3 separate regions of the Mus musculus genome follow, and regions 1 and 2 are each linked to region 3. A link is a loop called in an ENCODE intact Hi-C map of the cell type or tissue named here. Cell type or tissue: heart. All regions are shown on one strand.

What was found. Peaks named below come from ENCODE experiments on the same cell type or tissue, not always from the same donor. Only the 100,000 strongest peaks of a DNase experiment are listed, where the experiment ranks them.
Region 1: it touches region 3 in a loop (4-fold over the local background); 5 of 42 quality-filtered maps call a loop at or near these places.
Region 2: a loop joins it to region 3, with 3 times the contacts of the local background. A loop is called at or near these places in 16 of 42 quality-filtered maps.

Annotation. Positions count from the first base shown.
Region 1 is chr2:30,438,094-30,446,093 of GRCm38, forward strand. Ptpa (protein phosphatase 2 protein activator) reads left to right here. Exons shown (of 10, transcript NM_138748.5): 7 at 136-260; 8 at 1,571-1,671; 9 at 5,197-5,304. Among named protein-coding and RNA genes, the nearest start is that of Ptpa, 26 kb to the left of the region's middle. In heart, a CTCF peak has its summit at 3,081 (motif pointing right); DNase peaks (open chromatin) are centred at 2,778, 3,198, 3,868, 7,438 and 5 weaker places; H3K4me3 peaks cover 5,413 bases; H3K27ac peaks cover 6,451 bases.
Region 2 is chr2:30,767,265-30,775,264 of GRCm38, forward strand. Gm39783 (a long non-coding RNA gene) reads left to right here and starts at 4,282. Exons shown (of 4, transcript XR_001783261.2): 1 at 4,282-4,958; 2 at 5,816-6,019; 3 at 7,900-7,950. In heart, CTCF peaks have their summits at 2,123 and 3,692 (motif pointing left); DNase peaks (open chromatin) are centred at 4,897, 5,897 and 6,542; H3K4me3 peaks cover 2,116 bases; H3K27ac peaks cover 6,199 bases.
Region 3 is chr2:30,714,217-30,722,216 of GRCm38, forward strand. It overlaps Gm14488 (a long non-coding RNA gene), which reads right to left and starts at 6,971. Exons shown (of 4, transcript XR_866106.3): 1 at 5,757-6,971; 2 at 5,490-5,654; 3 at 152-185. It overlaps Mir3089 (microRNA 3089), which reads left to right and starts at 6,994; the gene lies at 6,994-7,077. It overlaps Gm39782 (a long non-coding RNA gene), which reads right to left. Exons shown (of 3, transcript XR_866107.2): 3 at 7,347-8,000. In heart, CTCF peaks have their summits at 3,267 (motif pointing right) and 5,795; DNase peaks (open chromatin) are centred at 2,585, 3,205, 4,285, 4,995 and 5 weaker places; H3K4me3 peaks cover 4,569 bases; H3K27ac peaks cover 7,768 bases.

The sequences.
Region 1 (8,000 bases), 280 kb before region 3:
TCCCTGACAGAAGACGTCTGAGGGGAGAGGAAAGCCTGTTGGCTCTTTCAGCCTCACATTCTCCGTACCCTTTGTGTGCTGAAGAAATGTCATTCTCACCTTTCTCTCTCCTTTCTCCCTGCCCCTTCAACACAGGTATCTTGAGGTTATGCGGAAGTTGCAGAAGACATACAGGATGGAGCCTGCAGGCAGCCAGGGCGTATGGGGTCTGGATGACTTCCAGTTCCTGCCCTTCATCTGGGGCAGCTCACAGCTCATAGGTACTAGTGAGTGGTCACATCTCCACCTCGTACCCAATGGGTGCAGCTGTGTTCCCCTCCTGCCCAGGACACACAATGACAGCTTGTTGAGCAGGACATTAGACCAGCTTAGCCCAGCTAGTGATGGAGGTTATGTACTGTGGACCTAATGCTGTGAGCCAGTGTGGCCAGCTAGAGGAGGTAAGGGTGGGATGCCACCAAGAGAGCAGGAAGTGGGGAAGCAGGAACCAGGGCCGCATGGCCTGCTGCAGGACAGACAGGTGAGTGCATGGCCTGCTGCAGGACAGACAGACAGGTGAGTGCATGGCCTGCTGCAGGACAGACAGACAGGTGAGTGCATGGCCTGCTGCAGGACAGACAGGTGAGTGCATGGCCTGCTGTAGGACAGACAGGTGAGTGCATCCGGCTCCTGCTCCTGGCAGCAGCTGTGGGCTTGACAATGAAAACTAGGGCCTCTTGTGATTTGTGATCATCAGTGTCATTCAGTTAGGATGGAACTCTGTGCAGGGTGTGTGTGTGTGTGTGTGTGTGTGTTTAGGCGAGTTGCTGCCAAGTGCTGAGTCCTGTGTGCTTCCCAGTCTGCTCTATCTGCTCCTTACAGAAGAGGATTATCCAGGCATGATCAGCATCTTGGGATCTGCCATTGGACAGGGTTGCTGGTCACTTTAGTTCCATGAAGAGTGAACTGCTGCTAACTAGTACTCACAGATACCTAATAAATAGCTGAGAACTTGCCATCCTAGCCACTTTAACCACAGTCTTCTCAGACACTGCAGAGGATACCTAGCACTGTGGTGTGTGCTTCCACACCATGATGCCTTTCTGACACAGCGAATGTGTGGTTAGCTCCACTAGAGGGACTTTTATTTTTCCTGGCTAGCCTGGAACTCACCTATCTCTGTATGTTGGCAGTAAAGGTATCTATCACCACACCCAGCTGAGGTAACTTTTAAGGTAGGTAATGGTGCTTAAACAGCAGAGGTTGGTGCTGCTGACAAACCAGGTGCAGAGCTGTTGTCATGGTTACAGGATGCTCAGGTGTGTTTGTCATCTCTGCTGATTGGTAGCACATCAGGTTTGTGTGCACCCTTATCACCACGGGTACATGCATGGTGACTAACTGTGTACAGTGAGCAAGCGCCTCGCTAGGTGACAAGGATTTCTCAGTCCCATTGTGATCTTTGTGCAGAGACTCTACCATAGCTCTGTGCTACCATGCCATCTCAATAGTTGTAAACTGTCTGAGGTAGGCACCTTGTGCTCAGGCTGGGTCAGGGCTGTTCTGAAGCCCAGGCCTCTACTTTTCCCAGACCACCCCCACCTGGAGCCCAGACATTTCGTGGATGAGAAGGCGGTGAGCGAGAACCACAAGGACTACATGTTTCTCCAGTGCATCCTGTTCATCACTGAGGTGAGAGCCATGCCAGCCTCTGTTAGGCAGCCTTGGCAACTGGGCCCTCTTGCCCAGCCGCCAGCCTTCTTCCAGAACCAGGAGGACTCTCATTGTTAGGTTTGAGTTGGAGCTTTACTCTGCTGCCCAAGCTGGCCTTAAATTCATGACAGTCTTCCTGCTTCCGCCTCCGACTGCTTGGGATTAGAAAATCAGCCACCATACTCAGCTCCCATGGGGTTCTTGGGCTGAGGGGTTAAATTGTAGTTGTTAGTTAGACTTGGTGACCCGCAGCAGGCCTAAGAGGGTGCCATGCAATGTGTTAGGGTGCAATCAAGTTAGAGGTTATGGACTCAGGTTGAAATCCCTAGAGGAGCTGCAGTGCTGGGAGTAGTTCTGTCTCTCTGTACCTCAGCAGTGTTCGAGAGGTGAAAACAAGCAGCCTGTGGTGGCAGTCACTGGGTCCAACATCACCTGTGGTGGCAGTCACTGGGCCCATACTACTCAGCACATTCCCTAACTGGAAGTACTTGTCTCACCGAGGCAGGATTCCCTACAGTATAGTGCTGGAACACTCCCCAAGGTAGCCCACGGACTCTGAAAACTCTTGGCTTTGGGCCCATGTCAGCTTTCCCTCTCAGAATCTTGTGGACAAGAGCCAGGAGCTCATCAAGGGACCCAGAGTCTCAGGGCCTTGATTCTGGGAGGTGTTAGAACTTGTCATTCTCTCTGCCTATACCTATCAAGTCTCACCCCAAGTTCACAGGGTCCTGGCTTCTCTTTCTGTGCCTCCTGCATGTTTGCCCTGTGGAATTACATGTGGTCTCCCGACTGGATGCTACTCTCTTGGCTCCCTGTTCTGAGCCTCTGAGCAGGGAAAAGCCTGGTTAGCAGCCTTGACTCTAGGTTCTTTCTGGTCAGCATTTGCCTCAGGGTTGTGCCAAGCTCCAGGGGCCAGAGGGGAATGACACATTTTTTTCCAAGTCAGCAAATGGAGCAGGGACTGACGGCTGGGCGGCCACTACTTGGTTCTTGGAGATAATGCTGCCTTCAGCAGTGTGGCAGGCTCAAGGTCAGAAGGACTGGGGGCAGCCTGGCTCACTGCCTTGAAAGATAGCTTTGCAGGACTTGAGCGTGCAGCGAGGGGCTAGGGAGGATCTAGGGTGAGAGCTAGGGCTGAATGGGAAGGAGCTTCAGATTCTGCAGAGCTTGCTGCTTGAGGCCAAAGCCTGAGCTGTTACTGCTTCCTCTGGCGGCTGGCCAAGCCCCTTGCGTCCCTGTCAATAATTCTAACAAGGAGGCTAGCGAGACTGGGCTTCAGGGACTGGAGATCGATGGATTCCATGCTAAGATTTAGTGTGTGTGTTTGTTTCGGCTGATATAAAACCCCAAAACCTTTTCCAAAGTTTGGAATGGAGGACCCCATAGACGGTAGTCCAAATAACCACAAGGAGGCGCTAAAGTGCACTGAACTCTGGTGGCTTCAGTAACAGAGGTAGGAAGTGGGAGGGGAGCTTTTTAGTGGTTGTGCACCTTCTCTGCTAGGCTTGGTTTTCTCTTGGTTCCAGGCTCTTGGGTCAGTCAAGCTCTGGTTGGTTGCTAGGCACTGTGGTGGCAAGGGCATGCTGCCTGCCTGGGTTGGGCAGTTGTAGCGCTCTGCTGCTGCTGCTGTTCACAGATAGACAGCTAAACAGACAGAGAAATGGATACAGATGTATAGATATTCCCCACCCCTACTTGATGAAGTTGGCAGTTTTTACTTATAACCCCCATCAGGAAGTGAGCAGTCTCACCCAGAGGGCACAGAAGCCTACAGGGTGTTCAGGGCTTTTGGTCAGGGAGACCTGCAGTCTTTACTGCTCAAACAAAACCCAAGGAAGTTGGGAAGGAAACCACTTCTCTTTGCTGGGTCTTGTGTCAGGACCGCTTTGCTAGTAGTACTGGATGTGACAGCGGAGGAAGCCCACCTTGCGGGGCTCCAACTGCTTCAGGAAATGTAGCCCTGGCGCCTTTAAGAGCCAAGGGCAGGCAGGAAAAGAATTTCAGTTTCAATCTGGCTTCTAAATTTGGAGTTTTGGGAAGGGAGGGATCAGATTTCAGCTGGAAGGGAAGGAGCTGACAGGAAGGCGCTGTGCTGAGCCTCCCCCACCCTGCCCATCCCCCCAGTTACTGACAGAGGAACCATTTACAAAAGGCCGATTCTCTGGGGAGTGGAGAGGCAGGAACGCAGCGTCTGTGAGTAATTTCCTGCTCAATATGGCTGCTCTGACTCACACGATTCCCCTGGGGTCACTGCGGGACTGCAGTTGCTTGCTTGTTCTCGCTCTTTCTCTTCTCCCTTTGTGGCTAGAATGAGCTGATTTTTTGGGGGCGTCTTCTCACCCCCAATTTCTTTTCTCCCTCATTTTTTTTCCTTTCTCTTGAGTCGCAGAACCTCCTTCTGAAGGACTTGGGACCTGAGGCCCTGAAGGCCTTGAGGGTGAAGTGGCCTCTCTAGGGACATAACTGAGCTACACAACTTGGGCCTGCCTCTAGCTCTGCAGCCTGCCAGACAGCCCGTTTTGAATGTCCCTTGTTAGTGAGCAAGGCTGGTCCCCCAGGCAGGGTCCTTGCTGAGCCAGCCTGGAGCACCTGCTGTGAGACAAAGCAGGTGGTCATTCACTCAGGGGTCTGTAGGGGACCCTGTTTCATAGTTCCAGCCTGCAAGTGTGCAGAATTGGGGCAAGGAAGTAGAGAGATTGACGGTGGAGTCTTTGCAGGAGTGTTGGGATACATCTCGGAAGCTGAGGGCACTGTAAACTTTGCCAGGCTCACAGAGCCTTTCAGAGTCTTTCTGTGTAGTATGGGGCTGTCCTCTGAGCCCTGTTCCCCAAAATAAATGCTGCCTGTAACCTGGGGAGGGAGTGAGGAGGGCGTGCCAGGCTGCATGGCTAGTAAATACAAATGGACTGGCCTTGCACTCTCACTGGCAGGATGCACTTGGGACATAGGCTTCCCTATTCCTGTGCCCCAGCCGAGGCTCTGATGCCCCGGGACTGCACTGGACTGCAGTAGTGCTCTGCCTTCCTGCAGTCAGAGTTTGAGCACTGATGGACTATCCATGTGCCTGCTCGTCTTGTTGCTGTGGCTTTTTCTGCCCTACTCTTGACCTTGTTAAACAAACTTCCCTCCTGTACTGATCTGGAGCCTCCCTCTATCTCTGTCTCTGTCTCAGAGGACCAGATCCATCAGGGCCTGTCCACAGCCCCTTTCCTGTCCTCCAGGCAGGTCTAGACCACGCACCTACAGTGTGTCTGCATAGGAACACATTCTACTTTCTTAGGGTAGGGATGGTCTCTTCCTGGGTTGCTAAATTTGATAGACATTGGGATGGAGCCTCTGTTTTGTCTGTGTGAAAGAGGTAAGCAGAGGCTGTAGATGAGAGAAGTTCTGTTTTTTCAACAGGCCTTGTAGGTCAAGGCTGTGGTGTGTGTGTGCGTGCATGTGCGTGTCTGTGTGTGTGCACGCCTGCATACTGCCTCTCTAGTTCCTGGACTTCTTTTCCAGATGAAGACTGGCCCCTTTGCGGAACACTCCAACCAGCTGTGGAACATCAGTGCTGTCCCCTCCTGGTCTAAAGTGAACCAGGGCCTCATTCGAATGTATAAGGCAGAGGTGAGTGGGGGCTGGCCATCCTGCCTGCCCCTGATGGCGCTTGGTCCTGAGGGTGAGCTCATGACTTCTGATTCTTCATCACATTGTTTGCTCGGGCTCTGAGGCCAGCTGTCTGAAACTTGGGGACCTCAGAACCTGATGGATGGGCAGAGGCCCAGCTGATTTCTTCATAGCTTAGGGATTAAAACAGCCTAAGCTGCTGGAGAGGTTAGGGGCTCTCTTTGTACCTGTCAAATGGCCTGAGGCCTCTCAATAGCTTTAGTGTTTCCCAAAGTGACTAGGACATCAAGCATGGGAAATGGAGTAGGTGGTCTTTTCTGCTTCCAGCTCACGACTCTGCTGCTGGGAAGGACCTTGGGCTGGGTCCCCCTGCTGTAAGGTGCCTGCTTTCCTAGGGCGTCCCGTACTCTCCACAGAAAGAGGGAGAACATCTTTCTACCTGGCCCCTCCAGTATCTGAAGCTACTTGACTGGCCTTTTTGTGCAGTGCCTCTTGGGCCATGAGACCCAAACATGTCTCCCCCCACCCCAGCCCACCCCACCTCCCACCCCAGCGCTGGTACTCACAACCTCAGTGTTGCCCTGGAGCAGCCCCTCTCTGATTCTTGACCATTATCCCATCTCTTATGAGAGCCCAGAGCTCACCCCATCTATCATCAGAGGAGGGACACCGAGGAAGGGTCAGCTGGCTTTGGTAGTAAAGATGCTTCCCACTGGCCTCGAAGGGGTTAATAGAACATGGTCTGCCAAGCTTGGGCTTGGGCCTGGCCAGCTTTTTCTGTTCTTTCCTGGATCCTCTTTCTCTAGACTTCACATCCTGTGTTTAGGCTTCAGCCCACATCCCTCTCTCATCTGGGGGGCCATTCCAGACCTCTTCCTGCTCTGCAGGCCAGCTCTAGTGCCCCGGCGTTCCCTTGGTCCTGTCTCCTCGGCCTTACTTCTGGTTTCTAGCAGGAAACACAGGGAAGACTGTCCTGCTGCTGGAATGTCAGCATGGAGGTATATGTCACCCCATGTCTCCAAACCTGGATTGATTCAGCCTTCTAAGAGGAAGGCCAGCTACCCTGCCCCCCACCCACCCCTGACCCTGTCCCCCTTTCAGAGGCAGAAGCTCTGCAGGCTGAGGGAGGAGCAGATAAGGTACAAGATGGTGGTGTTACAACACACAGGCCTTGGAAGCCACCACCTAAACCTTAAGTCCTAAATGCTAGGTGTCCCTGCAGTTATTGACTGACAGGATGTGTTGTGTGACTAAAGACTGGACAGGTGCATCTCACTGGGTGTATGCAGTAAGTGGGAGCTGACCCTCCCCTTGCCAGGATGGATTTGTAGGGTAATTCTGCAACTTGTTGACAGGCATGAGCATGAGGCTTTGTAGCACCTAGTTCTTTTTTGTTTTGTTTTTGGAGACAGGGTTTCTCTGTATAACCCTGGCTGTCCTGGAACTCACTTTGTAGACCAGGCTGTCCTCGAACTCAGAAATCTACCTGCTTCTGCCTCCGGAGTGCTGGGATTAAAGGCGTGCGCCACCACCTCTAGGTGGTATACCCAGTTCATACTGGTGCTCTTAAGCTCTAGTCCCTGGGAATAGGGCCCAGGAGAGGCCCAGTGCTCCATCCGCTGGGAAGACCCCTGAGCTGCCAATAGGGGTCTGCTCAGGCCTGGCATTAAGCAGCCTCAGGATATGCAATTAGCTGTCAAGTTCCCTGACCTGATTTTTTGAAGAGAAGTATCAGGGGCTTTCTGGGCCTTGTATGATGGGGCTATTTCTATAAGGAAGGCTATCACCGTATCTGGACTTATTTTCTCCAACTACCCAGCCTGGACTCTGCTGGGCCAGGAGGTGCCACGTTTCTAAAGCCCAGGTTCAGTTGCTGGGCAGAATTGCTGGGAGCAAAGCCCCCTTAGGTGCTTCAGCTGCCCTGGGGCCTTGGACTTCCTCCACCCCACACGCCCCCCCCAGCAGCTTCTTACCAACTTTGCTCCTGCTGGCCCTGTGGGCCCTTCCCCCACTTGCCTTTCTGGCTTTTCTTCTGGGAGAGCCTAAAGCAGGTTGACCTTTGACCCTTTCTGGAATTCAGGGGGGTGGGGGGGCCTTCCAAACTCCCACCGCTTCCTGATGACATAAGCACTGTGGCAGCTGCCTTGCCTCAGGCCTGGACATGCTGCTCCTCCCTCCCCCAGGACAGACTGCACCTCCTTCTTCATGCTTGCTTTGCTGAGGCCTAGCTCTAAGCTAGAGCTCAGTCTCTGTGGTCTACTTGCTCCTCTGTGTGCCCCTCCCACTTCTGAAGCTGCTGTCTGGGGTAAGGGAAGGTGAGCCACCAGGTTCGTCCTTTGACACAGCTAGAGCTAGGCTCTCACCTCAATAGCCTACAGGTCACCTCAATAGCCTACACCCCCGGCTTGTTTAGGAGGAGGCCAGGCCAGCCTCACATTCTGCCTGGAGCTACTGCCTGGGAGACAGAGCAAGCCAGTAACAGGCAAAGCTAGAGCCTGTGGGCCTGGGCTCAGGGAGCCACGAGCCACGAGCTCCATAGAGGCTGCTGCCAAGGTAGGGCAGGAGTGTCAGCCCACTCCTGTTGTCTCACTCTGAAGAGTCAAGATGTCTTTGAGGCCAAAGACTACAGAAAGTAGGCCCTAGCCTCTTCTCAGTTGTGTTCAGATGTCCCTATACTGCTAGGGTCAGGATTCGGG
Region 2 (8,000 bases), 53 kb after region 3:
ACAAATGATACACAGGCATGTAGGTTGTTCCATACCCACCCATCTCTGTACTTCCATGGTGAAGCCTGTCCCACACGCAGAAACATTCACCCACATCTAAATGCAGCGTGACAACCAAGTACGAGCAGATACACACAGGCACGTGCTAGACACACACAGGTGGCTGTGAACATAAATGCACACAGGTGTGCCAACCTACAGTCAGCACTGCAGACATGGAATGGCGACATGCACACGCACACGCGTACGCACATGCACACACATGCGTGCGCGAACTTGTAGACCCACAGCAGGTTCTGTCATGTCACAAACACTTACCCATTACACCTGCAGAGACATATGTGTCCTTCACACGTCTACTGATACATACTGGAGCATGCATGTTCCCCCTCCTCTGAATGCGCCCCACGAGCACAGACCCTGGCCCCCCGAGTCACAGAGATACACCCTGCTTCTCAGCACAGACATTTGCTGTGCGGAATATTGAGAACTCTTGCATCCCCACAGAAGGTTGCCCCAGGCAGTCATCTGTGGGATTCTGCAATCTCCCAACTGGGAACTAAATCGCCACCTGTCCTAAGCTAGGGAGCATCAGTCTCCACAAAGCAGGGAAGCGGCTTCCTATCATTCAGTCTGCCCCACCAGCCAGCCAGGACAGACACACACTCCCTACTTCTTCACACTCTCCAGGTTTCCAGGTCCCAGAGGGGAGACAGAACAGCAACCCCCTTCACCCCACATTCCTCTCACCCCCACCCTCTAGCTTTCTTTCTCTTTGGCAGCAGGCCAGGGTTGCTGTGGCCAGCAGAGTGACTGACACCTCTCCTGTCCCAAAGGAGTTCAGATCCTGAGGACCAACTGGCTCTGTAACCCCCTACGCCCCCATTGTGGGAAAGTTGGGAGGGCAGGGGAGAGCTGACCTGCCCTTAGACCCAGCCCACTTTCAGCTTGATTGACTGACTTGGTGGGGTTTTAGTTTTGCTAATAGAGAATTAAAGACCTAATTGTTTTTGTTTTGTTTCGAGACAGGGTTTCTCTTTGTAGCCCTGGCTGTCAAGAAACTCACTTGTAGACCAGGCTGGCCTCGAACTCAGAAATCTGCCTGCCTCTGCCTCTGTCTCCCAAGTGCTGGGGTTAAAGCTGTGCGCCACCACTGCCCAGCTGAGACTTAATTGTTTTATCTGCAGCAGTTGTGCCTGTGTGGATATGAAGGAGTGAGTGCAGGTGCCTGTGGAGGCCAGGAGAGGAACACCAGAGCCCTAGGAACAGGAGTCACCCATGGTTATAATACACTTGGTATCAGAGCTGGGAACAGGTTATGTGCATGCTCTCCACTGCTAAATCATCCCTCCAGATTCTGTTTGTCTGTTTTGTGTAGTGGGTTGGTCTGATGCTGGGCAGAAAAAAGGTAGACATAGCGTGAGGTACCAGACTTGGGATCTCAGGCAGGGAGCACCATAGCAAGGAAGGAGGGCCAGCCTGTCGGAGTGGGAGTGGCCCGGGCTGAACATGGTGTTATCTCGGGCGCATTAATAGGAAAGTAGACAAAATAGCACAGAGAATTGGTATCTGCCCAGTTCTAGTGTTTTAAGGCTTATGATAAATCTAAAGAGTTTTGTGTCTTTTATTTGGGAACTATATGGTCCAAAGTGGGGGTAAACCCCCCAAAGTAATATTTATCACAACAGTGTGGCTTTGTTTTGATGTTCCTGGACAATTTTATCAGAATTCAAAAGAACCATCGTAGCCAGGTTTAGTGGCACATATCTTTAATCTCAGTACCAGGAAGCAGAGGCAGGTGGATCTATGTGAGCTTCAGGACAGCCTCATCTACATAGTGAATTCCCTGTTTCAGAAAATCAAAGAAAGAAAGACAGCCTGCCAACCTCAGCAGCTCCTAAGACAAGGCCAACGAAGGAGAGAGAAATCTCGTGCCTTCGGAGCCTGCATGGAGGTCAGCCACCTCCAAGGACCCACACAGTGGCGATGAGAAAGAATGGAAAAGAGAAAGGACCAGGGAAATGGCAGTGCCAAGGCTCTAGCCATCGTCTAAAAGAAAGATACGGGAGAGAAGAAAGAGGAAGTCATACCTCAGTCAGGACTCAGAGTGGCTGGCAAACCCAACCGAACCTCATGGTGGCACTGTAGCAACCACTTGGTTGATTGTTGGTTTGTTTTGGAGGAGGATTGCTTCTGGCCTTGTCTGGCTGGAAGCTGGCTATGTAGGTGAGGATAGCCTTAAATTCTCCATGCCCCTGCTTCTCTGCCTCCCAAGTGCTGGGAGACAGACAACACCCTCCAGTTCCTGTTGCCCTGGAGGTGGGACCCAGGGAATCTCCCACACCACGGGGGGCAGTCTACCAGCTGAGCTGTATCCCCAGACCTGCCCATTTGATATAGTTACACCCAGGTCCTAGGGCTTGTCGAGGAAGATTCGAACCCAGGGCTGAGCTCAGAATAAGAAACTGAGGCTCAGGGAGACCACATGGGGCCACCTGCCCCCCCAACACAGGCTCCCTGCAGGCCAAGCCCATAGGCTAAAACAACACAGACACCCAAAGAGGAGGTGGGCTGAACCTTGTTGCCCTTCCGGCTGTTCAGACTCCTCCCATACACCCTGAGTTACCCCAGCCATGACAGATGCCAAGCCTATGGTCCTTCCTGCCTGCTTCTGGGCAGCATTTGCCCATCCCTAACAGTGGCTTTTTTCCCAGTAGTTCTAAGCTACACAGTTCCATGTTCCTATTCAAATTGGCCTTAGTATTCCCTTGGGACTGGTCTCTGACCCCAATTTGGTGCTATCCTTCAGCCCCCTGAACTCACCATGGCGATATAAGTAGTGTAACAGCAGAGTTAACCTTCTTCTTGCCTGGAGGGAGAACACAGGCTGTCCTGTTCTCAGGGGACCCACGATACCCAGGACCAACAGCTCCTGCTTGTGCGTAGTAGCTGTTGCATGAAAATATGCAGTGCTGGCAGGCCGATGCACACCTGCATCCTCATATTCAGGAAGCAGAGGCAGGAGGCTCAAGTGTCAAGCTAGCCTGGGCTACATAGAAAGACTTGTTTTAATTCTACCACCCTCTGCCCTCCCCCATGCACCCATGGCTGGGAGATGAGCACAGTACCCCCAAAGAGCCCCAGGAGACACAGGTCCACCCTCCTCTACATAAAAGTGCAGAAGGCCTGGGGAATGGTGGAGAGCCTGTGACTCCAGGGTCAAGATTAGAACTTAGGTCCCTTCCTCCAGGCTGGTGCCTCCCTCCTCTCCTAGCTGGGTGCTGAGAACAGAAGTGGGAGCAAGATGCTGTCTCCCTTTCTTTCCCTCCTGTCTGAAGCTGGAGGCACTGCTCAGCATGGCTAAGGGGCCCAGACTGACTGTCCCAGGCTCTGCCCTGAGAAGCCAGGCCACTCCAACCCAGTCACTCCCCAGCCTGTGTCTTGACCAGGCACCCGAGTGTTGAGGCCACTGTTCACTTGTATATTCATCTGTCTGTCTGCCTTTGCTGCCTTGGTTTTCTCATCTTAAAGGTAGGGTGTCTCATCTTTGGAAACCTCTGGCAAGAATCGTTGCTTTTGGGCTGGAGAGACGGCTCAGCGGTTAAGAGCACTGACTGCTCTTCCAGAGGTCCTAAGTTCAATTCCCAGCAACCAGGTGGTGGCTCACAACCATCTGTAATGGGATCTGATGCCCCCTTCTGGTGTGTCTGAACACAGCTACAGTGTACTCATATACATACAATAAAAATAAATAAAAATTTAAAAAATCGTTGCTTTGTATAAAATGTTTAAACGCCCAGGACAGGTCACACAGCTCATCGGATAGAGGAGCTTGCCACATACCCCAACAACACGAGTTCTATCCCCAGGACCAGCTGTGTGGAAGGAGATAACCCACTCCCACTAGTTGTCCTCTGACCTCCACTGGGACACACATGTGCCACCCCCATACACTACGTAAATAAATGCAAACGATAAAATAAATTGTATAAACGTTCCCACAGCTGCCTGGCAGGGATGCCTCAGCAGGACAGTCTTCTCCCAGGATCAAGATTCAGGAACGACCCCAGCCCCAGTATACAGCCGAGCAGCCTGCGGCTCAGAGGATGCTCAAACTTTCCCAGGCGCCCAGCTGCCCAGCCCTCGGCAGTGGCAGGCCTGCTGAGGAGGACAGGGCGGTCAACTGAGCGCCAGTGGACCGCGGGGTGAGCGGGAGTAGGGGGATGCCGAGGAGTGCCGGGAGGCCCCGCCCCCCGGGCCCGGCCGGGGTCTGCAGCCGTCAGCGACGAGCGCGGCCCCGCCGAGGGATCGATAACTAATTTCAGCGCCGCAGCCGCCCGGGTTTTTTCCCGATAATTGCGCGCCGGCAGCTGCGAGCCAGGCCCCCAGCCCGCCGCGCGCCCCCGCCCGCGCGCGATCAATTGACACCGCCACCGGGCGCCGGGAAAACTCATTTTTCTCTCCCTCCCCAGCTCCCGGTGGGCGCGGGCTGAGCTCGCGGTGGCCGTGTTGAGGATGGCCCTGAGGCCTGGGCGGGGGCGTTCGGTTGACCCTTTGCTTCTCCGGGGGCGCCGGACATGCACCTGCCACCCCAGGCTGAAGAGAGGCGGTGACAGGAGAAAGACCAGAATGCAGTGGGTTCAGGTCTAGACTCTGCAAGCCTGCTACCGCGTGCCTCGGTTTCCCCCTCTTGCCATGGGGTCCTAGCACGCTGTTAGGCACATAGAGGTAGCGCCCAGGGAGGACTCAGTGAATAGTGTTGTCCAGAGCAGAGAGTGTTTTTCGGTTCCTAGCCTGGCTGTGAGCAACTACAGTGTGCCAGGCCTGTTACAGGGTTTCTAAAAGCAGAAGCCAAGAATCTCCGCCTCCCTGCAACTGACTTCTAATAGTGGGATGTGCCACAAAGATAGCGAGCAAGAAGGGAGGTGACAAGGGCCAGCGGGTGGAGATAAAGCGAGGTAAACAGGTTAGAGGGGGACATAGCAGTGCAGTCCCGACACCTAGCCAGAACCAGCTCCGAGGCCCCTCCCAGGGCTCTCCCAGCCAAGCGCCAAGCTGCTGCCTGTTCAAGGTCGCTGGAAAGCTGCAGACTTGGCATTCTCTGAGGAGGGAGGGTGGAGGAGGGAGAAGCTGGCTGTGGGTGGGAGTCTCCTTATGGGAGAGTACACTAGTACAAGAGACTAGGCAGAGAGAGAAGACAGGGGGCTAGAGGGCAGGGTGGGCGTGAGGGGTGGGGAGAGAGAGAGAGAGAGAGAGAGAGAGAGAGAGAGAGAGAGAGAGAGAGAGAGAGAGAGAGAGAGAGAGAGAGAAGAGGACAGCTACTGTTTGTGGCCAAGGACTCTTGGAGCCTGGAGGCTGGGCTACAGAGAGACGTGAGGAACGACCCCAAGGTCACAGGAAACAGAGTTAGGTTCCTGTGTCCTGCTACCCAACCCTGGAAGAGAACAAGAGAGGCTGAGAGGAAAGGATGAAAGAGAAAGAGTCTCTGTAGGGAGACTGGAGGTGGTTCATTGGGCAGAGGCCACGGGGCTTCAGGATGACTGACAAGGCCTCCAGGAATCAGATGTATGGACTGGCCCCACCCCCGCCCTACCCCCAGTTTCCAGAAACCCAGCAAAAGAAGCTTAAGTCTCCCCCTGCGGTAGTGAGGGAACCAGGCAGGGCTAGAGAGGCCCACAGCTGCTGGGGAAGCGGTGAGGTTGGGACTCTCCCCTGCCTCAGTTTCCTTATCTTAGAACAGGGCCGGTGGTGAGGTCGGGGGGTGGGGTGCGGGGTGGGAGGTGTCTCTGTGTCTTCCTTCCTTCTGTATTTCCAGCTTTGGGGACAAGCTGGGTGCAATGACTCAGCCAACAGGAAGAAGGAGATTGCTGGCAGCCAGCGTGCTGGCCAGTACTAGGAATTCAAGACAATACAGAGCTAAGCGTCACCTTCCTGCTGGTCCATTTGCCCATACATCCGTCCAGTCATCCATCTGGCCATCCGCCCCCTACATGTTTACTAGGTTATCCGGGAAGGATTGGTAAGTATTTGCTACGGGGAGGCACCATGTGTGGGATCAACATGAGGCCGCCACCTTCCCCTCCTGCATACCCCATCCCTGTTTCCATCGACCCACCATCGCTGTCCTTTGGAATATGATCAGGAACACTACTAGGTTGGGAGTCAACACTGAACCTGTGCCTGTCATGTGACCTAGGCTGGCCTGGTGAACTCTCTGTGTCTTGGTTGGTCAAGGACAACGACTGGAGCCCTTGTTCTGCCCAGGAGAAGAGGTCCCTGGATTAACAGCATGTCTAGTCTAGGTGAAGACTTGTACTCAGAATGCTGTACAGTCTGCCAAAGGGAAAAGAGGGAACCCTAACCAAGGGTGGCTCAGGGTCGTACAGCTAGGAGGTTAGGAGGTCGGCCTGACCCCAGAGCTTGTGCCTTACCAGGGACCATAGCATCCCAGATAGAAGCTGGCCATGGGGTAAAACTTGGGGTCTCACAGCCTTTTTGTCCTTTCCCCCAGTGGTAGCTCTGGCTGCTAGCCATCCCCAGAAGGCCTCTGTGGGTCAAAACAGCAGCTGCCTTGCATGACCAGCTGGTGACTTCGGCCTCTTGGACATGCCCTAGGCCAGTACAGCAGGCAAGCCTCACTTTAAAAGAGACAGGAGCTCTGCAGTCAGAGGTGGACAGATGGGACAGCCTCGGGAGAAACAGCCATTTCTGGTGTCCTATGCTGTGCCCTTGGGTGGTCCTAGCTTACTAGGTGTGCAATGGGCATGGTGGCTGTTGGAAAGGAGGGCATAATGATAGGACTAAGGGACATATTTGGTGGTTAGGGAGGCGTACAGTGGGGACATGGTCATGATACCCAATGTTCTTCCTGGAGTAATGGCTTAATAAGATATTAGAACAGGAAACCAGGCAATGGTGGTGCATGCCTTTAATGCCAGCACTCAGGTGCCAGGGGCAGGTGGATCTGAATTCGAGATCAGCCAGGTCTACAGAACAAATTTCAGGACAGCCAGGACTACACAGAGAAACTCTGTCTTTGAAAACAAAACAAATACAAAAGATTGGAACAGGCAACTAAGTACAGCACCCTGAGCCCAAAGCCCACCATGGCGGCAGTGTTGTGAACCCAGCACTGGGGTCATGTTATCTATGGACCCCATCATACCTCCTAGGTGGATATGAGTTTCTCCCTACCATAGCTCCACTCTGCCAGGTGGAAGTCTTGGTTACCTGGAACAGGAGGGGAAGAAAAAAAGGGGGCAGGGGAGAAGGGAAGTTACCCCTCCTGGCACAGCACAGGACTCACTAAGTTCAAAGTCACTCCTGCATCGGGTTACAGTGGGGTCTTCCAGCTAGGACCAACAGGCAAGAGGAGTCAGGATTTCTGTATGAGACTTGCCCATAAAGATTCTAACTCATCGTGGAGAGACTTTGGTAGAAAAGTTTTGCACAGGCAGCCAGGACCTCAAAGGGGGCTGCTGGAAGTGGATTGGCAACCCTGGACACCTTGGTGTCTCTTGGCTTGGTGGCATAACGCAGGCTAACTGTGGAGCAGCCCCTGTAGGCTCATGGGAGCCCTACACCCACACCTCACCTGAATCTCACCTCCCGCCTCCCCACAGACACTTAGACAGTCACACAGAGATAAGCAGGGGAGGCAAAGCACAAGGTACTGAGAGGCAGTGGGTTTGACACGTTGCTCGGACAAAATACAGGAGAGAGACCATTCAAGAAAGGAAGGTTTACTCTAGCCCACAGTTTAGGGCTACAACCAGCGGTGGTGGGGGAATCCTGAGAGAGGCATCTGGAGGCAGCTGGTTACATTGTGCTCACTTCAGGGAGCAGGGAGCAGCGCCTGTTGCTGCTTAAGCTTTCTTCTCCTTTTCTTTCAACCATCAGTTACCATGGATCTTCCAGGGCAGCTCACCTAATCCAGATGATCCCTCACAGGTATGTCCAAAAGCGTATCTCCTCCGGGACTCTAGACCCTATCAATATTG
Region 3 (8,000 bases):
CATCCAGGAACTATTCTTCCTGTAAACAACCTTTACCCACACTCAGTCACTCATCTGACCCCAACTGCAGCTTAAAGTTACAGCCCTAAGGTAATCTCTGTCTTGAGTCTCAACCTTTTCATCTGTAAAATGGGACAATACTGAAAATTACCTTGTAAAAACACAGCAATGTCATGGTGGGAATCCTGTATGGCCAAAAAAGGTGAGTGAGCTTATGAGAGATGTAGGTGTAACCAGCCCCTACAGACGAGCCACCCCTCCACCCCCACCTCCCACCCCCCAAGCCCCATTCCTTTGAGTACTAAGGCCTCCCTCTCCTTTGGATCAGCAGGAATCCAGCACTCAGATTCAGAACAGGGCACATCCTTTCACATGTAGAGCTGGGAGACACCAAGACTGTAGAAGAGTGGGAAGGTCCGCATCACCCCTCCCTCGCTTAGACCTGAACCATGCATGGAGGGTCTGCAGCAAGGATCCAGTTACCCTCAGTGTACCCAGAGTCAAGCAGAGACAGGAAACAAGGGAATGAGGGCAGTGTGAGGGAAGGCTGCTGGGATGTGACCCAGGAGCCCCCATGCTCATTAATGACCATGTCTGGGAGCGAGGAATGGTGGGTCCACGAGCAGAGTGTGTGCCCAGCACGTACAAAGTCCTGGGTTCTGTCCACGGCACCACATCACACCAGGCAGGCTGGCCTAGGTCTGCAGTTCCAGCTCTCAGGATATGGAGGCAGAAGGACCAGGAATCCAAGGTCATCCTTGGCTGCATAGCAAGTTTAAAGTTAGCCTGGGCTACATGAGATTCTGACTCAAAAAATGAAAACAAAAGAAAACGAAAGATTTGGGGAGTAAGAATCCCTTGAGCGTGTTAGGTATGGACCTGTGAAAATCTTGAAATTTTCTTTATCAGTTCCATTCCCTGTCTCAGTACGATGTGCATGCGTTTACCTGGGCAGGAAGCAGGGTGTTTCAGAGCAAACGCAAGGGGAGCAGGGGCAGGAGAGATGGCTCAGTGGTTCGCAGTTGCTGCTCTTCCAGAGGACCTGAGTTCAGTTCCCAGCACCAAAATCAGGCAGCTGACAACTGTCCACAACTCTAGCTCCAAGGGACCCTACACCTCTGGCCTCTGCCTGCATGTGCATACCTGTGTGCGCGCACACACACAAATGTGTTTAAAAACCACAGAGAACTTGGCATTTCCCCTCCTTCTTGTGAGCTCAGACAAGTCTCCATGCCCTGCTGAGGACCTGAGTGGTGTCCCAGTGCTGTTGAGAGGACCTTTAGGTGACAAATATAAATCTTATGGCATGGGAAACCAAGAACCCTGCTCCAATTCCTACCCACCTCACCCCAGAATAACTAGCCTCGGCGCCCCCCCAAACCTTTAGCTTTGTATCTCTGAACCTCAGGACCTGATAGCCAAGGCAAGTCCTGGATTTGGTAGGCTAACACCAACACAGGCGGGACCTGTGACAAAGTGAAAGCAGCTCAGGCTAGACCTGTGACAGAGTGATAGCTGCTCAGGCTAGACCTGAGACAGAAAGGCAGGACAGTTTGGTGGTCTGACCAGGTACTCAGGTCCAACTTCTCAGTTGGATTTGGGGAACTCGTCTGAGTGGAGATGACATTCTTCAACCACGTGGTTAACTTGACTGATAAGCTGAGAACACAGGCAGGTGGACCAAAGCCCTTGTGTCCATTCTGACATGACAGCCAAGTGCTGGCGTTGTCCTCACAACCCAGGAAGCACCCAGGGCTCAATGAGTTGTGACAGATGAAGAGCCTGGTGGACAGCGACCCTTTGAAGCCACACTGCTATGCTAAGGAGGTGGCAGGATCTGCACTTGGCCCACCCTGAAGCTGGGTGTTCTAACCACCAGGCTTCCCTGCCTTGTCTCCTTGGCAGTGAAGCAGGGTGCACTTCATAGAGAAGCCTGGGAGAATGATTGGAGGTAGGTGCTAGCTGCAGGTCAGGCCATCAGAGGAACTGTCTGAAGGTCACAAATCACAGCACCCCCAGCCCCATGTTAACTGGGAAGAATCTCAAATGATCACCCACCCTTCTGGCCAGTCCTATACAAAGCAAAGCTTCCACTAGAGAGGTTGAGACATTTGCCCAAAGACCCACAGCAAGATATTGCCCCCTCGGTCTGTAGCTAGAAGGAGGGAGGTGGACCACCTGGGTTCTGATCTGGGTCTGTGACTCGCCTTTTGTGTCAAAGAACCTTTGTGCGTAGTGTCCTTGTCCTGGAGAATGGAAACATGAGGTCCCTTTATAAAGGGGGCTGTGCGGGAGGCAGTGCTGATGAAGACTAGAGAGCCCAGGGGCCTGCTGAGATCCAGAGATCCCCTCCAGCACCCAGTGGTCCTCCATGATGCTGGGCATTCTGCTGAGACCCAGAGGAGCAGCTGCAAGCTTGGCTGCCGGGCAGCTTTCCTGCTGCACACTGGCCACGGGGGGAAGCTAGCTGGCCACCGGATACTCCGCAGATAACCAGCTCCTGCTGTGTGATTTCTGCTGGGCTGGGAGTGGGGGTGGGGATCAGGGACGCCCCACCCCCAGGAGGTGAGGGGCAGAAAACAGGACTCCAAGCCAAGCAAGTGGAGAGTGCAAAGACCCAGCGCAGAAAGGAACAGAATGTGCCCTACCTAATCAGAGCTGGGGCCAATGGCTGGAGCCCAGAGCCACAGGGGGATGAGACAAAAAGGTGGCATCCAGGGGAAGCTGGCCATCAGTGGGGCACGTTGTGGCAGGGAACTCAACATGGAAGCCAGTTCTGTTGCTGAAGGAAGCAGCAGCCTGGTCTGAGTTCCAGGAAGATTTGCATGGCTGGCTTTAGGGAGGGATACCAGGTGGGCAGGGAATGTGGGAGAGGAGCTCTGGGAGGGGGCAGAGAGGGGTAGGTGCGCACAGCACAGGCCGAAGCAGTGGGAACGGGAACTTTGGGAAGAGTCCGCAATGGCTTAGGGGTGGCGATCTAGCTAGAGTGGGTGTGGCCAGAAGCAAAGGGCAGAAGGAAATTCCAAGAGAGCAGCCCCTGGCTCCAGCGAAGACCACCCCAGCTGCACTTGCAGCCCAGGGCGCTTGGCAGGACCTCTCCACTTAAGACTGGTGGTTCAGAGACCAGCGTGGTCGGAGCCCCGGAGCTCGGGTCTCAGAGGCCCCGAGGGTTGTCTAAACTGCCTCGTGGGCACTCTCAGCACTCAGGTGACCAGCAGATGGCTGTCTGTAGGGGCGTGGCCCCAGCTGACTCTCAGCCTGCAGTGCCCACTCGGTCCTGAGTGTGCACAGCCCGCGGAGGACAAGCAGAGGTGGTAGATAGAGCTGAGGATCCTGGGAGGAAGCTAGCCACCGTGTGCTCCCTTCTGGGCACCAGAAAAACCCGGGAGCTAGAAATACAAACCCAGCCTTGGAGGCCTGTATCTTTCCTAAGGAAGGTGGATTTGTCAGGGTGGAGGGAAGGGATTTGATTTAGCTGCTTGCTAGCCTGATTTATAATTTGTAAACACTCAGGCAGGCCTGTGGGTCTCTGCATATTTCCAAAGTCCAGAGAAGCAGCCTTCTGGACCAGTAGCTGACTAACCCTTTGCTATGCTTCAGTCCTTCCCAGTAGTCCTTTCTTTGTGCTTGCCCCAGGGGTCCTCTGCCATTGGGGGTTCAGTCCCAGCTTATATTCCTGGAGACCACAAGGCTCTCCTCTGTCACTGGTCAACTACAGGGGGTTTGCTGGGGTCTGAGCAGCTGGGCACAATTCCACCTCTACTGCGGGAAGCAACACTTCCCTGAAGAGCAGAAGAAGCCTGTAAGAAAGGCAGCCCTGAGATGGCGGGGTAACCTTGAGCCGTTTGCTCTCCCGAAACCCCATCTTCCCAATGGTACCACTTGTGCTCACTCAGGCGCACCGTGGGACGCAGAGCCCACGTGTGCCCCGCATTTGTCAAGCACATGGCAGGGATTAGGAAGGGCGTGAGTTACATCATTCACTTCTTTTTACAGCTGAGAAAAACAAACCGAGGCTCAGCGAGGTGCAGCAGTCTGTCCAAGGTCACACAGCCCAGAACAGGACAGGGATGTCCCAGTTACACAGCACCCATGGGACTATGCGGCCGTAGGACTGCACCTCCTTCACCTATTCCCCGGTCCTCTCAACTCTCAGGCTCTGCAGGCTACGTGGGGGACACAGAGGTGGGTGGTGTGGGCAGAGCGCAGCTTGCTGGGAGGAACGGGTTAATGCGCTCCGCCGCATTGGGCCGGCCTCCAGGAGAGCCAGCCAATGGGCATGCTTGGTGATGAGGTAATGCCAGGACGCGCAGAGTGGGTGGGGCTTGAGTGGACCCCTCTGCTCCTTCTGACTTTCTGCTCTCCTTAGCAACCCCTCACCTTTGACCTTGATATCCCGGCTCTTCTTCCAACCTTGAGGGACTGGGATCATCAGCCCCCTGCAGCACTGAGCCTCACGCACTGCTGCAGATGTTCAGATGCATCCTAGCCTGAATAACACCCCCTGGACCTCAGTTTCCCTAGATGTAATTTCTTAATTGTCAAAGTCCCTCCCAGTGGGGTACCTGCATGGATCCCCAGAGCAGCAGGCAGCCTTGCCTTGCCTTTGACCTCTGCCCCGTCGCAATGGTTCCCAGAATCCGGGGCCAAGGAGTCACTAGGCCAGTCACACCCTTCACGTGGTCCCGACCCTTGGGTGCCTCTCCTGACTGATCCCACTGACCCCTTCCTCCTAAGCTAGGAACTAGCTAGCCACACAACAGCCGCAGCAGCAGCAGGCTCGCAGCGGTAGTTAGATGACAAAGTTCACCAAACCACTCGGCCTAGCAGAGCTGGGTTAGTTAAACGTCTACTACGGGCCCAGAGCTCCGGCTCCGTGTGGCCTGGTGCCCTACAACCCTCCTGTTGTCGCTATATGCTGAACGCCACCCGGGCACGAAGCAGTTAACGCCCTTGCAGCGAGCTGGCAGAGCCGGCTGCCCGGCTTATTAGTCAGCCGGCGGGGAGGGGGCGGAGGGAAGGAGGGAGGAGGGAGGGAGGGGTTCAGTGGAGAGCCGCAGAAAGCTATTCTCAGGGGCTCCCGTGTGTGGGGAGGGCGGCTCAGCGGGAACTGCCGCTTCCCAGAAAGTTGATTATTTTTAACCCAGGAAGAAGAAAGGAAGGAGGCCCAGGGAGGACTCAGAGAAGACGAGGAAAAGAGAGGAGAGGAGAGAAAAAGAGGAGAGGAGAGGCGAGAACAAGGAGAGGAGAGGAGAGAGAGGAGAGGAGAGGAGAGGAGAGGAGAGGAGAGGAGAGGAGAGGAGAGGAGAGGAGAGGAGAGGAGAGGAGAGGAGAGGAGAGGAGAGGGATAGATATTTGGAGGGAAAGGACAGGCAGGGCAGGGAGGAAGGAAGATGAGGCTTAGATATCCCACAGCAAGGGTTGGGGAACGCTCTGGGCCAATTCTGGAGGAGGAATAGATGTGGGGTACCCACCCCTGCTGGACCTACCATCCTCCTGTCCTTGTGGACTGGCCTAGTTGCATGGGGGCTTGAGGGAGGAACTGGGCACAAGGCAGTTCCAGCTCCTGGGAGTGCTCTCAGGTCAGTGGGCAGCACAATGGCACAGCCTTGTTCTGGCCTTCACGGTGACTCCTGGGAGTCTGCATGGAGGCCCTGGGAAAGAGGACAAAGAGGTTGCCTTGGTGCTTGGGCCGAGAGGGATTCACTTACGGGGGGGGGGGGGGGGGGGGTGTGGGCCCAAGTCACTTCTCCTACCTCTAGGTGGTGTCAGGCTGGGAAGGCACCTCAGAAGCAGGAGCTGGGTTCACAGAGTGAGACAAGCCAGAGACAGCTGGCCCACAGGGCTCGCAGGCGTGGCGAGCCATAAAAAATGCATTGGGTGCCCCCAAGAAGGCTGAAATATCAGGGACTTAGGCAGACTGGCTGTGTGTGTGATCTCAGCAGGGGTCAGAAGTGTCCTAGAGAAGGGTGCATGAGGATCTACTGGGATGACTAACTCAACTAATGCGAAGCCAGGGAAGACAGGACTGGCAGTCTTCAGGCCTCAGATCCAAGTGGTCTATCAATTCCTGCCTCTGGAAGGTTTGGCAGGCTTTTATGGAGCAGAGAGAACAGGTCTCCAAAGCTCCCAGAGGCTAGGAACTGGGGGCTGAACTCAAGCTTGGTTTGTGCCATGGTGGAAGACCAGCCTAGTGCAGATGCGGGAGGAATCAGAAAGCTGTCTGGGCTGGCTATGTGACAGGGAGGGCTGGTGCTGTTCAGGAGGCAGGGGACAACTCACAGGAGCAGGCTGGCAGCTTCGCATATTTGAGGGTCTGGTAGAGATGGCTCAGAGCGCCAGGTGAAAGGAAGACCCAGTGGGGAGGGCTGAGGGAGCTGCAGTGGCATTGCAGAATATGCTAGAATCCTGGTGGACCGGCTGATCCCGGTGGGTCTGCAGTATAGGCAGGGGAATCAGGTTTGTTATGGTAATGGTGCAGAGGGAGAGAGGAGGGTTCTGTTCCTATAATTGAGTACTGGGAGACACAGCAGACAAGACAGTGTGTGGCCAGCAGGGCTGAGCCTCGGGCAGGCCAGGCCGATGCCTGGAGCCTGGGAAGGTCCTGGGGACAGATCAAGAGGCCTCGGGTGTGATGTAAGGGCAGGTATGCATGTTTCTTGCTCTGAGGGCCTTGTCTCTAATTGAGAAGGATTGAGAGGGACCCAGCTACCCCTACCCAGTCACTCTGGAGCCCTGACCAGCTTCAGGCCTTTCCCCAGCAGTAGGTTGGGACTGCTCATTACCTCCACAGGATGTAGAAGGTGCCCACCCACCAAGTCACTCCCCACCCGGCCCCCAACCCCAACTGCTGGCAAGAGGAGAGCAGAGTTGAGCACACAGTAGGTCCTTTCCATGAGCCTAAGCTAGTGGGTAGAGTTAGAGCTACAGACTGGGCTGAGAGCAGAGCCCCTGCCCAGATGCCCTGGAACAGGGAGATAAGGGGAACAGCTGGTGGCTTGCAACTGAGTTCAGGGACAGCGTGTCTCAGTTTCTCTGTCTGAGCATCTGCTGATCCTGAGCTGTGTTTTTAGCTGCAGAAACCCAGGGCCTTGAGGCTCCACCCCTACACTCTGAGCACCACTGCTGCCAACGCCAAGGGGGTCTCGGGAATGGCAACTGAGAGGAGGGGGAAGGTTCTAGGACACATATGGAATCCAAAGTGCTCATCTTCCAGCTCTGAAGGGCCTGCCACGGCTAATAACAGTCTTCCAGCCAGGCAGTGATGGCACACACCTTTAATCCCAGCACTCAAGAGGCAGAGGCAGGAGGGTCTCTATGAGTTCAAGGTCAGCCTGGTTTACAGAGTTAGTTCCAAGACAGCCAGGGCTGCACAGAGAAACCCTGTCCTGGCGGGGGAGGGTGGGCTTCCCATCAAAGCTATGCTGGCCCTGCCCTCTCACCTCCTCCCAAGGGTGAGAAGAATAAGGCCCAGATCTAAAGGACAGACCTGAAGCCACCCCACGGCTGACTGTGTTCTCTGAGCCCCCACCCCTAACCCTATCTACAAAGTGCCTGGCTCCTTGGAAGCAGAGGAGGGTAGGTGTCAGGCTGTCATTCCGTGACCCAAGGCTCCCCATCAGTATGACAAGGGTGTAGGCTAGAGCCCTCTAAAGTGGACAAGACCCAGACTTCCCAGCATCCACTCTGAGAAGCCTAGCTCAGAAGAGTTGGCCAGGGCCCCAGAGCTGCACCTCCTGCTCTGTCCCCATCAGGCATCTCTGAGCTGTGAGGAGCTGTCCCCTCAACAGTGCCTGTGGAACACAAAGAGGGGGGGAGCCCAAGCAGAGAAAGAGCCGCGGGCTGCAGGCGGGCAGGCAGGCTCAGAGCGGCTCTGCTCCGCTTTCTTCTTCCTCCCTCTCTCTTTGTTAAGCTCCTTTTCAGCTGCACAGGCAGAGCCTGGGTGTTCCGAGCTGACAATAATTGCTGCGTCTAGACAGTGTCTGGTAGGAGGCCTCCTT